Regions from separate parts of the Mus musculus genome. Here regions 1 and 2 are each linked to region 3. A link is a loop called in an ENCODE intact Hi-C map of the cell type or tissue named here. Cell type or tissue: heart. All regions are shown on one strand. Each heading gives the region's core, and the rest is flanking DNA. Links, peaks and the distances in the headings are about the cores only.

Region 1 (4,444 bases), core at 994-3,493, 51 kb before region 3:
CTCATAGCCTATGCTTATTACAATTAGAGACTTGATCGCACTGGTCCATGTATGGAAATAAGTCCACATGTATGTACTGAAATAGGCGAAAACAAGCTCTTTCAAGTTTTCTGCCACATACTTACCTAATCAGTTTAAAAAATGCTTTATATTTATTTTAAAAGCAAACTTCACATCTTGAAATAGATGTCCTCGGGCGGAGTTCAAGTCCAAACATCCATCTTTCAGAAAATCCTATCTTTGGAAAGCCCTCCAAGTCCGGAGCACACGCAGTGCACTATATCCTGTATTCTCATCAATCACAGGCATTCCTTCTATAATGCACTGATGGCAATGCTTCATGTTTATGTGTCACTGGGTATTTAAAATCCTATACGAGCCATAACTTAGTTGTATGGGGCTTGGATCTGGCACAGGTGCCATTAAACTCATTGGCAGTTTATAATTTGCTCAGTATCATATTGCCTGCTGAAATGGAGGTTCCAGGGTCCCAACTCTTCAGTCTTTGAAACGTCTATCAAATATCATTGAGCTTGGTTGAATGAGACTGAAAATTAAACTCAGTTGACATGTTACAGAAAGGACACTCCCAAGGACTTAGGTCTGGGATTTAGCCTTGCCAATAGCTGAGTATCCTTGGGCATGCTCATTCAGTTCCTCTGGGTCTCAGCCTGCCTCATAAAGCAAACAACAGAAAGAATATGGAAACCTTACCTCACAGGCAGCTGGAGAGATGAAATGGGATCAAGTATACTGAGGACATCTACACACGACTGAGATACACAAATGTAATGCTGATAGCCAATCAGATCACTTGGAAATGTTAAAAAGGATGCACTCATACAGAATATAGTTTTTCAAAGAGGACAAGGTAAAAAAAAAATTACACTGTTTGTAGGATGTGTGCAAATGTCCAGGTCCCTTCTCCTTTAGGTTCTGAGAGCTACCTGCCACAGCAGCGGGGCTCGCTGACTGCTGGTCCGAGGGAGGACAGCTAACAGTAAAGGTTTTCTTGTTTTTTTTTTTTTTTTTTTTTTTTTTTTTTCAGATAGTGTCCTATGAAGGATCCAGTCTGGCCTGGAACTCACTATGGAGCTCAGACTGATCTCAAACTTGAAGTACTCCTTCCTTAGAGATTACATATAGCTACATATGTAATTCCTGGGATTACATACACCTGTGGTCACTACACCTAGCTAAGGTCACCACCATCGATGCCAAGATCAGCATTATGTTCTAGTCCAAGGAAGCCATCCTAGTTCTAAGAAAAAATGGTTTAACTAAATTTTTACTTTTTACTATGCCAATTTACACTGAAAAAAGAAAAAGAAAAAGAAAAACTTCACCATTAGGTGGTTCAAGATCAAATGTAAAGGAGATAGCCTATCCTGTGATATTTAAATTTATCTGCATGTACACACAGAGGCAGTCATACATATTTTTATAAAGTCTTCCAAAGTTTTGGGAGTAGATAAGAACATGGATTCTACAACTAGAATTTATGTTTGGCTTCATAGATCAACTTGAGATAAAGGGTTGGAGTGACTTACACAGAAGAAGTGATAAATTGTTCCACTATTTTGGATGCTTGGGAGGAAAATGGCCTGCCCAGAGAGCAAGCTGAGTAGGTAGCACTTCCTTATCTCTGTATTTACACAGACAGGCTGAAGAATAATGGGTCAATCTGGTTTAAGGGCAAATGAAAACGAGAGAAGAAAGAGCAGAAGAGAGAGGAGAGGCACTGTGCTTTTAATTGGTTTATAACCGTGAAGCCGGTTACAACCCAAACATGGACTTGTGGAGATTTCCATAATAGGATTTCACATGATAGGTAGCTCATAAATCTTTATTATAGAGGCTGCAATGATGTTAATTTAGGCAGGAATATTATATTATTCTATGTACTACATAGTAGCCATTTTTCAAATATTAATAACTTGACTCCTTTAGATTAGAAAAATACCTCAAAATGATCTGACTTCAGATGATAAATTTCTAGCCCAAAAGTTATTCTGGAGAACAAACCACTCTTTCCAGAATAAATGGACAAAGTTTTTACTGCCAGTTTTTTTTTTTTTAAATTCCTTTACCTAATATTTTCTCTACTTGGGATCAACATAAACTTTTCAGCTTCACGTTTTCATCAATCTCTTTTGAACAGAATTCCCACTCTTTCCTTATAAGGCTAGCTGGCTTAAACAGGGGCATCTCAAGGAGCCCTCAGAAGAACTATTCCCACAGGGATCCTGGTCCCATCTCCCACGCTCTGAACCAACAGCAGAATGAGGAAAATTTCACATTCCTAACAAGAGAAAACTATGGGAAAGCCTTTTTAAAATGCTGCCAATTTGGGCAGATTCTGTGTTTGTCTACAGTCTCTCCAACTGAAGAACTGAGGGACTGCACCCCAGAGACACTAGAGGGAGCTACAATATCAGCATCCAAGCACAGAACACATTGCAGCAGAACAAAATCTAGCTGCTGAATGTGGGAAAAATATACCATGGTCTGTCTGTCTGTCTGCCTGCCTGCCTGTCTGTCTCTGTCTCTGAATCATCAGCGTTAGCGATGCCGAGTTCACTCAGTAAAGGGAGCACCAGATGAGAAGAGTAGAAGCTGGCTAGGAGTCCTCCCTGGGTGCAGGGGTTTCATGCTCACCAGCTCACCGGGCATGTCAGCTTGATCCCTCCTCCCAAGAAGGATCAGGGGACCATTACAATGGGTAGCTAGCTGATCTCTACACGACATAATGTACAGTTGCAAAAGCAGGGGCTTGAAGGGAAAATGGGTACATATTTGAGTTGGCAAAATACACACGGGAGGAGCAGTATCTTGTTGCTATTAACTAAGCAGACCAGCATGGCTGATGCTTCTACAGCACTGGCCACCGCTTGTCGGATGAAAGCCATCTGACAAGATTTCCAAATACAGGGTGGGGACACTTTAACCACTGACGAGTTATCTGCTGGGAAATGGAAAAACAAAAAAACAAAGCCAGAATCAGGGTCAGATTACCCTCTCTCAAGACCTTCTAAAACCCGGGTCAAACACACAATATGTACACAGCCTGGTCCCAGCAGGGGATCTGAGCTGGACAATGGCTCCTCACACACAATCTGAAAAGTTTAATTCCAAACATTCATTTCGTTCAGGGGCTCATTTTATGTGTTGCTCATGGCAACTGCTCTGCATACCTTTGAGGCAAATTTGTCATTATAAAGCATTTATGTTTGTAATAAGAATGTCAACCCAGACAGCTAACTTGTATAAAGTAGACTGTAGGGGGCCATGACTGCAAAGCCACAGTATGAGCAGCTGGGAAGGAAAAGACAGCACACGGCTATCATTACTGACCCTTCCAGAATGCCCTCACTGTCTGCTACCTGTAAAGTAGACCTTCCAGCCTGCTGCCCTTTGAATTTAAGATAAGAAACAGAGACAAGGGGGATGGGAGTGGCATGAGTATGATATGTAAGCTGGTCACTTACTATCTCTTGATTCTTTGTCCCAAAGGTGGCTTGAACTGCTAGTGTTCACTCGACATTCTGTTCCACTGCTGACCACATACCTGCATTTGTAAACCACATTTATGTCTCTGACTCTCACACTGTAAACACTGGCTGAATAATTTGTGTTGCCTTATCCTGTGAATTCCTAATATCCAGTACAATCAAACCTGAGCCCTTTGCACCCTCACTCTCTGGCCTTCTCTGTTCCTGGTGAATGGCTCCATTACCTGGCTCTGTTTCCTGTTTTCCAACATCAAGTTCACTCTGGACTTCTTTCCCATCTTTACTCCCTATGTCCAACTGATTTACAGCTCCTACTGATTTTATTCCTAAATATCTTCCAAATTGTCCTTTCTTCACTTCTACTGTTACCATTACTGCCTTCCTAGACTACCACAAAGGTTTTCCAATGGGACTCCTTGCTTCTCCTATGAATTCCCTTAAAAATAACTTTCACAGGGAGCAAAGGCATCTTTAAAAATATGCTATAACATACCTATTTAGATAACCTAGCAGTCTCTTTTCACAACTGTATTTCCTGCTCCTTTTCCATTCATTCCTACCATGGTGGTCTGTCTGTCTGTAGCCAGTCTTCCATGCCTGTTGTACCCTTTCTGTCTGGACATCTTTCTTACTATAGTTGGCTGATTTTTTGGGTCCACTTTAAGAACAGACACTTGTATCTCAGGGCCTAACAGAGAACAAGGCACACAGAACATGTTTAATTTACCTATACAAAACACCAAGAAAAAGCTACACTGAATCCAGGGTGGCTATATTGTTTATTTGCCCAGAGCAGCTAGAGTACATGAACAGCTTTCATGAAACAGATGGAAGTTGGCAAAATAATGGGGAGGGGGCAATAGCAGACAGACCTGAGTAATCAATGCTCATGACTGATCTGACTACACGATTGAGGAAAACTGGATCAATGC
Region 2 (4,444 bases), core at 994-3,493, 60 kb after region 3:
TTAAAACAAAGTCAACTTCATCACAAAATAACTGTGATGGATAACAGTGACTGTCATGTCAACCTGACAGATCTAGATTCACCTAGGAGACAAGCCTATAAGGAAATTTCTAGACTGGGTTAACTGTGCTGGGAAGACCTACTCTAAATAACTGTGCCATCAATTTAAGGACTGGGACCAAAAGTGAATTGAACAACAGAATTTGCCTCTCTTTTCTTCCTAACAGAGGATGCCAGATGCCTCTGCCACCATGCGTGCATACATGCGTGTATATGAAAGAGGGAGTATGTGTCAGGGAGATAGAGACAGACAGAGAGACAAAGACAGAATTTTGGTTTCTTTAAAAAAAGACAGAACTATTATAATAGGTTTACACTGTAATCCCAGGTGTGGGATGTGCTGCTTCAGTGTCCCTAGCAGCTGACTATGAACTGTCTTGTGCTCTAACAGAGGCATGGTTTTGCAACATTAATATTGCAAATAATTGCAGATAGCTTCTGCAATATGTGGCATTTGGAATTCTGGGGATTTTTCATAAGGTATATAAAGGCCAGGGCCCCAGAGAAGCAGGGCTGGTCAAAGTTGGTCATTTGGGAGGGTTGGTTGCTGTTTGGTAGTAGTCATGGTCGAAGAAGAAACAAAAAGAAAGAAATTAGATTTAAGAATCTCTTTCTCTCCAACCTAGTGTTAGGAATTGAAAGGGTGGAGAATAGTGGAAGAAAGAAGACCCCACAAAGTGGCAAAAGACAGCTATTGAGAGGGACAAGAGACAGGGAGAAAGAGGGACAGACAGACACTGAGTGACTCACTATGCTGCTCAGGTTGATATCAAACTCCACAGCTCAGCCTGAGTAACTGAGAATACAGACACATGCCATCGTGTCCAGCTCCTAACATAACCTCTGTACTACAGTCTCTCTCAAAAGTCCTATAGGCCCAAACATGTTTGCTTTATTATTAAACTTAATAATAGGGGATAGTTTTAAGTAAAAATATCACAACTGAAGTACAACGCATCAATCTCCTGGGAATCCAACATCTCACTGGAAAATATAGTTAGACAGAGCAGGCATAGTCAAAGCCATGAGCTAGGAGCCAAGCCAAACTTGTCACCTGCTTATTTATAGTCTACAAGCTAAAAATAGTTTTTATATTTTAAAACAATTGAAAAAATCAAAAGGAGAGTATTTTGAGCATAAAAATTATATGAGATTTAAAGTTCATTATCTAAAAATAAGGTTTCCAGTTCTTTTGTTTATGTATCATCTCCGGTTGCTTTTGAACTATATAAGGGCATGGGTAAGTAGCGACCAGAGCATAGTAAGCTGACTGCCTGCAAAGTCTCCCTTTATAATTAATGTTTTCCAACTCCTGACACAATCTAAGTTCAGTTCAGTATCACTATCCTCCAATGTAAGAGGAAATACGGTTTAAAATGCTAACGGCCTTAATGGGCGTTTCTCGGTAGGCTTTTTTTGTTTGTTTTATTTCTTTTTGTTCTTTGGATAGAGTGAGAGTAAGAGACAGAGATGACGAGAAGATAGGTTTGGGTGGGTAGGGAGCTGGGCAGAGTATGGGAGGAGGGAGAAACATGATCAAAATATATTATGTGAAAAAAAATTAAATAAACTCTAGGTCAAATAGTTTATTTTAGGTCATTACCCACTGCTACTTTATTCCTTTATACTTGTAAGGAAACGTTAAATAGTATTTTTATATTTACAGTTATTATCCAATAATATGAAGTCAGTTTTATACTAAAAAAAAAAAAAAACCCTTTTTTGTTGAGTTATAAAATTTGTTAGGTATGACACATCATTGTCTTCTGACCAGTTCTGATTTAAAGTTGTAATGGGCTTTTTGAGTTGAAATGTAAATAACATTTCCACAGTAGAAACAAGATTATTCATAACAATAGTGATTAAAAATAGCTTTGGAATCTGAGAGTTTTGGAATTTTGCAAAGGTGTTATAACTCGTTCTAGAATGATTCCACATCTGCTTTTGACCACGAGGGAGTAAACACGTCTGGAATGATCCTCCCACTGCAAACAAGAACCACATGGTAAAGAAAACAGGAAAAGACCATTTCAGACTCAGGCGTGGGGACCAGGACTACAGAGAAGGAAGAAAGAGCTTCCCTCTCCGGCAAAAAGCGGTTTCCACTGCAACGCAGTAAGAACCAAACAGAGCCTTGCAATCCTGTCAACTTGAGCAGAACACTGGAGGAGACCGGTGTGGCTGAAGATCACACAGCAGAGCTGCTGAGAGGGCGAACGGGTTTCCTAGAATCGGGACCGGGTTCCTGAGTGTCAGCTATACGAACACTTGTATGCAACGGTAGCATTTCCCGAAAGGATGAAAGTCCGAGGAAATAAAGTTAACAAGGAATAAAAACATAAATGATTCTCAAAGCTGACACTGAGCAGAAAATTAACAAATTCTCTCTAGCATGAAGGGAAAAACCTTACTGAATATACAAACCAACCAGGAGGACCACAGATGGGCCACATCACAGACACATCACAGCCTTGGGGGAGGGGGGGGGGGACTACTCTGAACTTGTATGGAAGTCATCTGAGCTTAGGCTAGAAGGCAACAAATTAGTATGCAATTAGCAAGTTGTCTTTTAGGGAAAGTCCAATGTTCTTTAAAGAAACAAAATTTAATAGGAATAGAAAATTCACAGCTATCTGTCATTTAATGAAACTACTGGATATTTTAAGAGGCAGTAAAACTGTAATTCATAACCAGGAAAATATCCATCTAGAGACACTAAGAAATGAGACAATTAGCAGGCAACAAACATATAAAGTGATTCTTTAATTCTATTCTTCGAATGGTCCAGGATATGAATGAAAACAGGAACACGGTGAGTGTAAGTGAATTTGAGGATTTTCAAAACAAAATGGACAAATAAAAATTTAAGATTTAAGAGGAAATTGCGTGGAATAGACAAAGAATAGTTTATATTCTGAAGAAAAGAGGCATTGGTGAACTTACAGACAGAGCAACAAAATTTACCTAAAGGGAAGTGCAGAGAGCAAGAGGGGAGGAAAAAAAATTTAAGGGTAGGCTAGAGAGATGGCTTAGGGAGTGAAGGCACTTGCCACCAAGCTTGAAGATTTGATGGCCAGGACTCACATGATAGAGGACTCCACAAAGTTACTTCACAAACTTGCTTTTCGATCTTAACAAGTGTATCATACTTGTTACGTGTACACACACACACCAAAAATCAAAAGAAAAACCAAAAACTGACATAGTGGAAAAAAACCACTCTTGTAAAAACCACATCTTATGAGGCACGATGTGATGCCGTTCTAAGAAAAGAGATGTATTACATTCATAGAGCAAGAACTAAAACAACAAAAGCCAAGGACATAGACTCGAAAATAAACTGATGGTGGCCCAAATGAACCAAGAAAAGAAACTAAACAGAATCTAACAGCATGATTACTTTGAAGGGATGAGTAACAGAGAACAAACTAGTGAGGGGACAGATTCAATACAAAACCTATTAATATATTAAACATAAATTATCTTCCATATCGAGCTAGGACTAAATCCACAGCCTTGTACATGCTAAGCAAGTGCTCTACTACCACAGCTGTACATGTCTTGCTCTAAATCTTCAATGTATAGGGCCCACTTTATAACTGGGTCATGGTGACCCATGTAAGAGGAATGGGACATAGAATTTTGAGTTTGGGCTTGCCTGGGCTACATAGCAAGATCATGTCTCAAAACAAAACAACAACAAAATCTCCAAGTAAATAATTAAGACATAAAATGTTTAAGATCCAAACATATATTATTCCCCTTGACCCCCCTCAACACACACACAAAAATAAGGCAACAGGTTTAAATTAGAAAGACAAAAACCCTTTAATGTTAATATGGAACAGCCCCATTTATATAAAGTACAGTAGAAGACTTATTGTCAGAGATTGAAGGGCATTTTAGAGTCTACAAGAGAATTTATTCAAAAAGTGGGGAAATCCTAAGTGTGCACGCCAGAGGTACAAAATGAGTGAAGCAAAAGCTGTCAGAAACCATGGGCAGATGCCAGCACTGCAGAAGACACCAGATTCCCATGAACTAAAAGAACAAGTGTTCCAAACACACAGGAGGGAGATCTGAGAAAGCTGAGCATCACTGAACACTGAGCATCGCTCAACACAGAGCATCACTCAACACTGGTCCACAGCAGCGCAGCGCCTTTAGGATGACCAAGGCGTTTCTCAGAACACACCGCTGCCTCAACAAGAATAAGGCTGTATAAACCGAAGGAACGGAAACCACATGAAATCAAGTCAGAAAACAGCAAGAGAGAGATTCTACAAAGCCCCAAACATTCAGAAATCAAACAATATACTTCTAAAATAATCTATACAGTAAATGAGAAAATCATAGGAAAATATAAAATAATTTGAGTCAAATAA
Region 3 (4,444 bases), core at 882-3,381:
GATGGGCTTTGGGAGTGTGAATGCAAAACAAATGATGGATTTTAGTAGATATACTGCCACATACTGTGTTCATATACAGTGCGTGTGTATGTGTGTGTGTGTGTATGTATACACACATACACACATATACACACACATATATGCATATATATCTTATAGCTATCTGACACTAAATGCTGCTTGTCATATAGAAAAGCAAGTGAGACCCACGGTGTGAACTTCCTGGGACAATCAGTGAGTGTATGTTTGTGAAGTTGAGCATGTGGCACACTTGTGAGGACTTGGATGGTTCAGTTAATTTGGAAAACAGTCTGGCAGCTTCTTATAAAGTTAAACATAAATTTGCTTTGATACCTAACAATCTCATTCTTCGATATTTACTAGAAACAATAAAAATGTCTACTTATACCAAAACCAGTATACAGAGATTTACAGACAAAAACTGGAGCCAATCATACACAACTGCACATATTTGTCAAAACTCATAAATTGAACACTAAAAAGGATGAATTTTATTATATGCAAATTAAACTTCAATAAACCTGAGCTACAAAAGACAGTTTGGGCTGGACAGAAAATAGACCTTGGAAGGAAGAATAAAAGGCAAGAAAATGTTTCAAGGGCTGCTACAGGCATGCTAAGATCTAATGAGAATCTGCCCTAGGGTGTGGCATCGTATCAGGCAAGGCAGGGAAACTTATCTCAAAGAATGACTGGACTTTGGAGAGAGTTAAGAGGTGCTGAGGTGGAGTTTATTCCAACAATGTGCAAGGATATTTACCAAGATAGGAATACTGGAGATGGCATAACTTCTGCAGGGAAGATGATCAGAGCATGCTCTGTGAGCCCACATACAACAGAGTAGGCTGTTGATTTTCACCAATCTAGAACACAGGAGAGAACTGTGTGCCTCTCAAGTGCTTGGGGGTATTTTCTAGGCTAGGAAGAGCATGGGGATGGTAGAGAACATGCTGGGGGTGAACCAGGGAGAAGACATAACTACCCCTTTCTCTCAGAAAAAAGGGCAAATAAAAGCTACATTCAAGGTAACGATGAGGCGGACGCCAGAAGAGCAGACAGCTATTTCCTATGCTGCTCAGGGGTACTGGGAAATGAGGGCCTATGTGTCCCAGTACACTTGGCAGAACAAGCGTAGGCTGGCCTCTCTGTGTTCTGGTGTAGCAGTGAGGATGGAATTCAGACTGGTGGGCTGGACAGCAAAGTGGCAGGACACTGGCAGATGACTCTTTGGAAAAGATTTGGGTAGGAAGAGTTAGATTCAAAAAGGACTTCTTGATTTTAATATAGGAGAAAGTAGATAATGTTGTATGGTGATAGTGGGGGGAAGACAGAGAAGAATAAGAGAGGCAGAAAAGGCAGGGAAAGAGAGCACAATTCAAATCTGAGAATGTTAAAACTGACGAAGCTCTCATTTTGTTTCTGTTGTTTGATGAACCAGGGGTTCTGAAGACCAGAAAAGAAAGTAATTCTCCTACATTTACAGTAAATGTGAGACCAGAACTGAGACTAGGGCTATACTATGTATGTTTCGTCTACAAAATGTATTTATTTGATGTATGTGTTTATGTCTGCGGAGGTCAGAGGATAACCTGCAGAAGTCAGTTTTTCTTCTCACCCATGCAGGTTCCAGTGACTGTATCAAGTTGTTAGGCTTAGCATAAGCAAATTTACCTGCTTAGCCATTTGCTGGGCCTAGCATATGTTTAAAATTGCTAATTTACTTTTGTTAGCCTTGCCCCTTTTTTGTAGTATAGTCTTCTTGAAGAAATAAAAAACCCCAATGCAAACATGGAATACAATGAATGCAGAAAAATTGTGTAAACCTATTATTCAGAATTAATTTCTACTAGCAACTTGAGGCATTTCCTTCGAGTCAGCAAGTTTTCTTTTTTAAAAACCACATCCTGTATACTAAGCATCATATGACACTGAACAGAAAAGAGGAAGACATCCTGCCTAATAGCTTGTTAACCAAGCTGACCTATTCCTCGTAAGGTACTACAGGTTTTCTTTGTAAGTAGTATGTGCTTTATTTTTCTCCAAGATTAATAAATATGAAAAATTATTTCCATCTGAGTATGTTAGTTAAACCAAATGATGGCTTTTGAATTGATCAGCAACAACCACATTAACAAAACTGCCAAATGAGGTTCATCAAGACCAGTTAACTCACGTCATCGCTAGAAGCCAGTTTTAGTGTGGCCGTTCCTTTGAAAGGCCTGTGCACATCTGTATCTATGCTGCTTGGAACCCGGAGATGAAAGGAGCACACACCTCCAGTAAGCACCAGATGGAGCTGCTGTCTAAGCCACAAAACCTGGACTTTGATGCCTTCCGCTTTAAACACTAATTATGTTTGGAGACAAAGATGTTCAGTTAAAGATGCTGTCAAAACTATTTTAACTTAATGCAGGCCCTTAGAGAAGGAAGCTATACCCAATGCAGGTCTATCCGAGGCCGGGTCTTCTGGCTTTCCTGCCTTTGCAGAATCACTTAAGGGCAATTGATAATACCTACAGCTTTCCCTTCTCGTGCCCTCTCGTTGACAGCACTGTCCAAACAGGAAACTTGAGTCACCGAACTTAAGTTGAGACATTAAGAAATAAAAGTGTCTCCTGCAGCATGTGCATACAGACACAGCGACCTGCTCTGACACGCTCTACGAATTTGCCAGAGCAGGTCTGATAAGGAGTATCAAAATGTAATGCTTGGTTTTTTTTTTTAAAGCTCATTTGCTTATATATTCTTTATAATCTTTTATTTAAAATTTTTCATAATTTTGATCATGTTTTCCCTTTCCCCAAATTCACCCCAGACCCCTACCTACCCAACCTGATATTTTCTCCCACTCCCCCTTTCCAAAAACAAAACAAAAATGAAAATCAAATAAAACACAAAAAACTAATAAGACAAAACAAACTCTAAATAGCACCCCCTTAAAAACTCCAAGTCCCATGGAGCCTGTTTTACACTGACTTCCTTGGAGTGTGGTTGATACATCCCAAAACACTCTGCTGGAGAAAACTGATTTCCCTTTCCTAGCCAGTATCAACTGCAAATAGCATCTTAGTTAGGGGTGAGACTTGCGTCCACTTCCTGTCATCGCTGGGATGACTCAAAGGAAACAGTGTCCAGACACAGCAGGACTGATACACATTTGAACTTACAGAGACCAGCACATGAGACCAGCGCAGGCTCAAACCAAACCACATTCTTAGAACCCTAAAGCAAATCCTACAGATGAAATGGTTGATGGGAAATTTTAATGGCTGAAGCTGCCTCCAGAAGCTAGCCAGGATTTACCCCATGATCTAAAATTCTATTTCATAACTTCCAGGATGAAACCCCTCGAGCTATAGATAGAGCTATTCTAGAGTAGCTGATTTCATCTTGAGTCATGAAGGCCTTCTGAGAACCTACTGCTGCTCTTTGCTCTCTGCTGCTCAACAATGGCTATAATTAGTGTGCTTCTTGCCCAACTGTTTCAAGTAGATTTGACACAAAACAACCAATTCTCCCTGGATTTCAATCTTGGACTAAACTGTCAGCATCTGCGCTTGCTAAGAGGGATGCAGTTCCTGTCCTTAAAGAGGGACTGGGTAGGGGGTCTATTAAACTCCTCACACAGTACTCCTTAAAGGTAACCAAAGGAAAGCCCGACCATCATAAAGGAGTATGGGAATAGACTGCTAAGGTCCTCCCCCAATACTTTGACTCCTGAAGGCCATTAGCTCTCCCCATAAAATCTGCCTCATTTCCACAGTGGCAGAGCCAAGAATCCTCACTGCTGTCCACAGGCTTTTAAGGACACACTTGGAGGCGCTAGGCCACATGGCATCCCACAGTAGCCAGTCTCTATGATTCCAACGTCAAATTTATAAAGCAAGGTTTTCATTAGGATTTGTAATGGAATTTGTGATTCACTTATATATTTTTTTAAAAAGCAAAGGAAAATGTGACAAATATCCCACGTCATTGTTCCCAACTTTTCCTTTTTCCACAGTGAAAAATGCTGACCTGACATGCCAAGACCTTCAGTACATGACTAAAAGGGTAGAGAGGAAGTGGAAGCAAAGCTGCAGGAAGATGCTTGCAGGAGATAAAAGACAGTTTCACTGTGGATCACAAATAGAAACTCTATGAGAAGGCTCTTCTGGAGATAGCATGATGATGATGATGACGACGGCTACGGTGATAATAATAATATCACTTTCCTGGCTACAAGAATAGGCAAACTCTTAAGATATGATGTTCTATTAATTCAAGAACAGAGCAAAGCAAAGCATGCTTAATTTGCATATCTTAAAGCTCTATTACATGACAGAAGCAGCCCATTCACTTTTAGCTGTTCACAATTCTGTTCAGGGGTTACCTCTGTGATGACTTTTCCTTCTGATTCCCTAAATACCACTATTATTATATC

The links. A loop is a pair of places that touch in the nucleus more often than their neighbours do. Peaks named below come from ENCODE experiments on the same cell type or tissue, not always from the same donor. Only the 100,000 strongest peaks of a DNase experiment are listed, where the experiment ranks them.
Region 1: a loop joins it to region 3, with 2.8 times the contacts of the local background. A loop is called at or near these places in 11 of 42 quality-filtered maps.
Region 2: a loop joins it to region 3, with 2.1 times the contacts of the local background. A loop is called at or near these places in 11 of 42 quality-filtered maps.

What each region holds. Positions count from the first base shown.
Region 1 is chr9:56,211,117-56,215,560 of GRCm38, forward strand. The region is part of intron 6 of Peak1 (pseudopodium-enriched atypical kinase 1); the gene reads right to left. Among named protein-coding and RNA genes, the nearest start is that of Peak1os, 28 kb to the right of the region's middle. In heart, for the core only: a CTCF peak has its summit at 2,414 (motif pointing right); DNase peaks (open chromatin) are centred at 2,465 and 2,955; H3K27ac peaks cover 786 bases.
Region 2 is chr9:56,322,644-56,327,087 of GRCm38, forward strand. All of the region lies in intron 2 of Peak1 (pseudopodium-enriched atypical kinase 1), which reads right to left. Peak1os (a long non-coding RNA gene) reads left to right here. Exons shown (of 6, transcript XR_003948326.1): 6 at 1,985-2,499. Among named protein-coding and RNA genes, the nearest start is that of Peak1os, 84 kb to the left of the region's middle. In heart, for the core only: no CTCF peak of the experiment used is centred there; a DNase peak (open chromatin) is centred at 2,168; H3K27ac peaks cover 402 bases.
Region 3 is chr9:56,262,550-56,266,993 of GRCm38, forward strand. The region is part of intron 3 of Peak1 (pseudopodium-enriched atypical kinase 1); the gene reads right to left. It overlaps Peak1os (a long non-coding RNA gene), which reads left to right. Exons shown (of 6, transcript XR_003948326.1): 5 at 4,025-4,444. Among named protein-coding and RNA genes, the nearest start is that of Peak1os, 23 kb to the left of the region's middle. In heart, for the core only: a CTCF peak has its summit at 2,310 (motif pointing right); a DNase peak (open chromatin) is centred at 3,142; H3K27ac peaks cover 127 bases.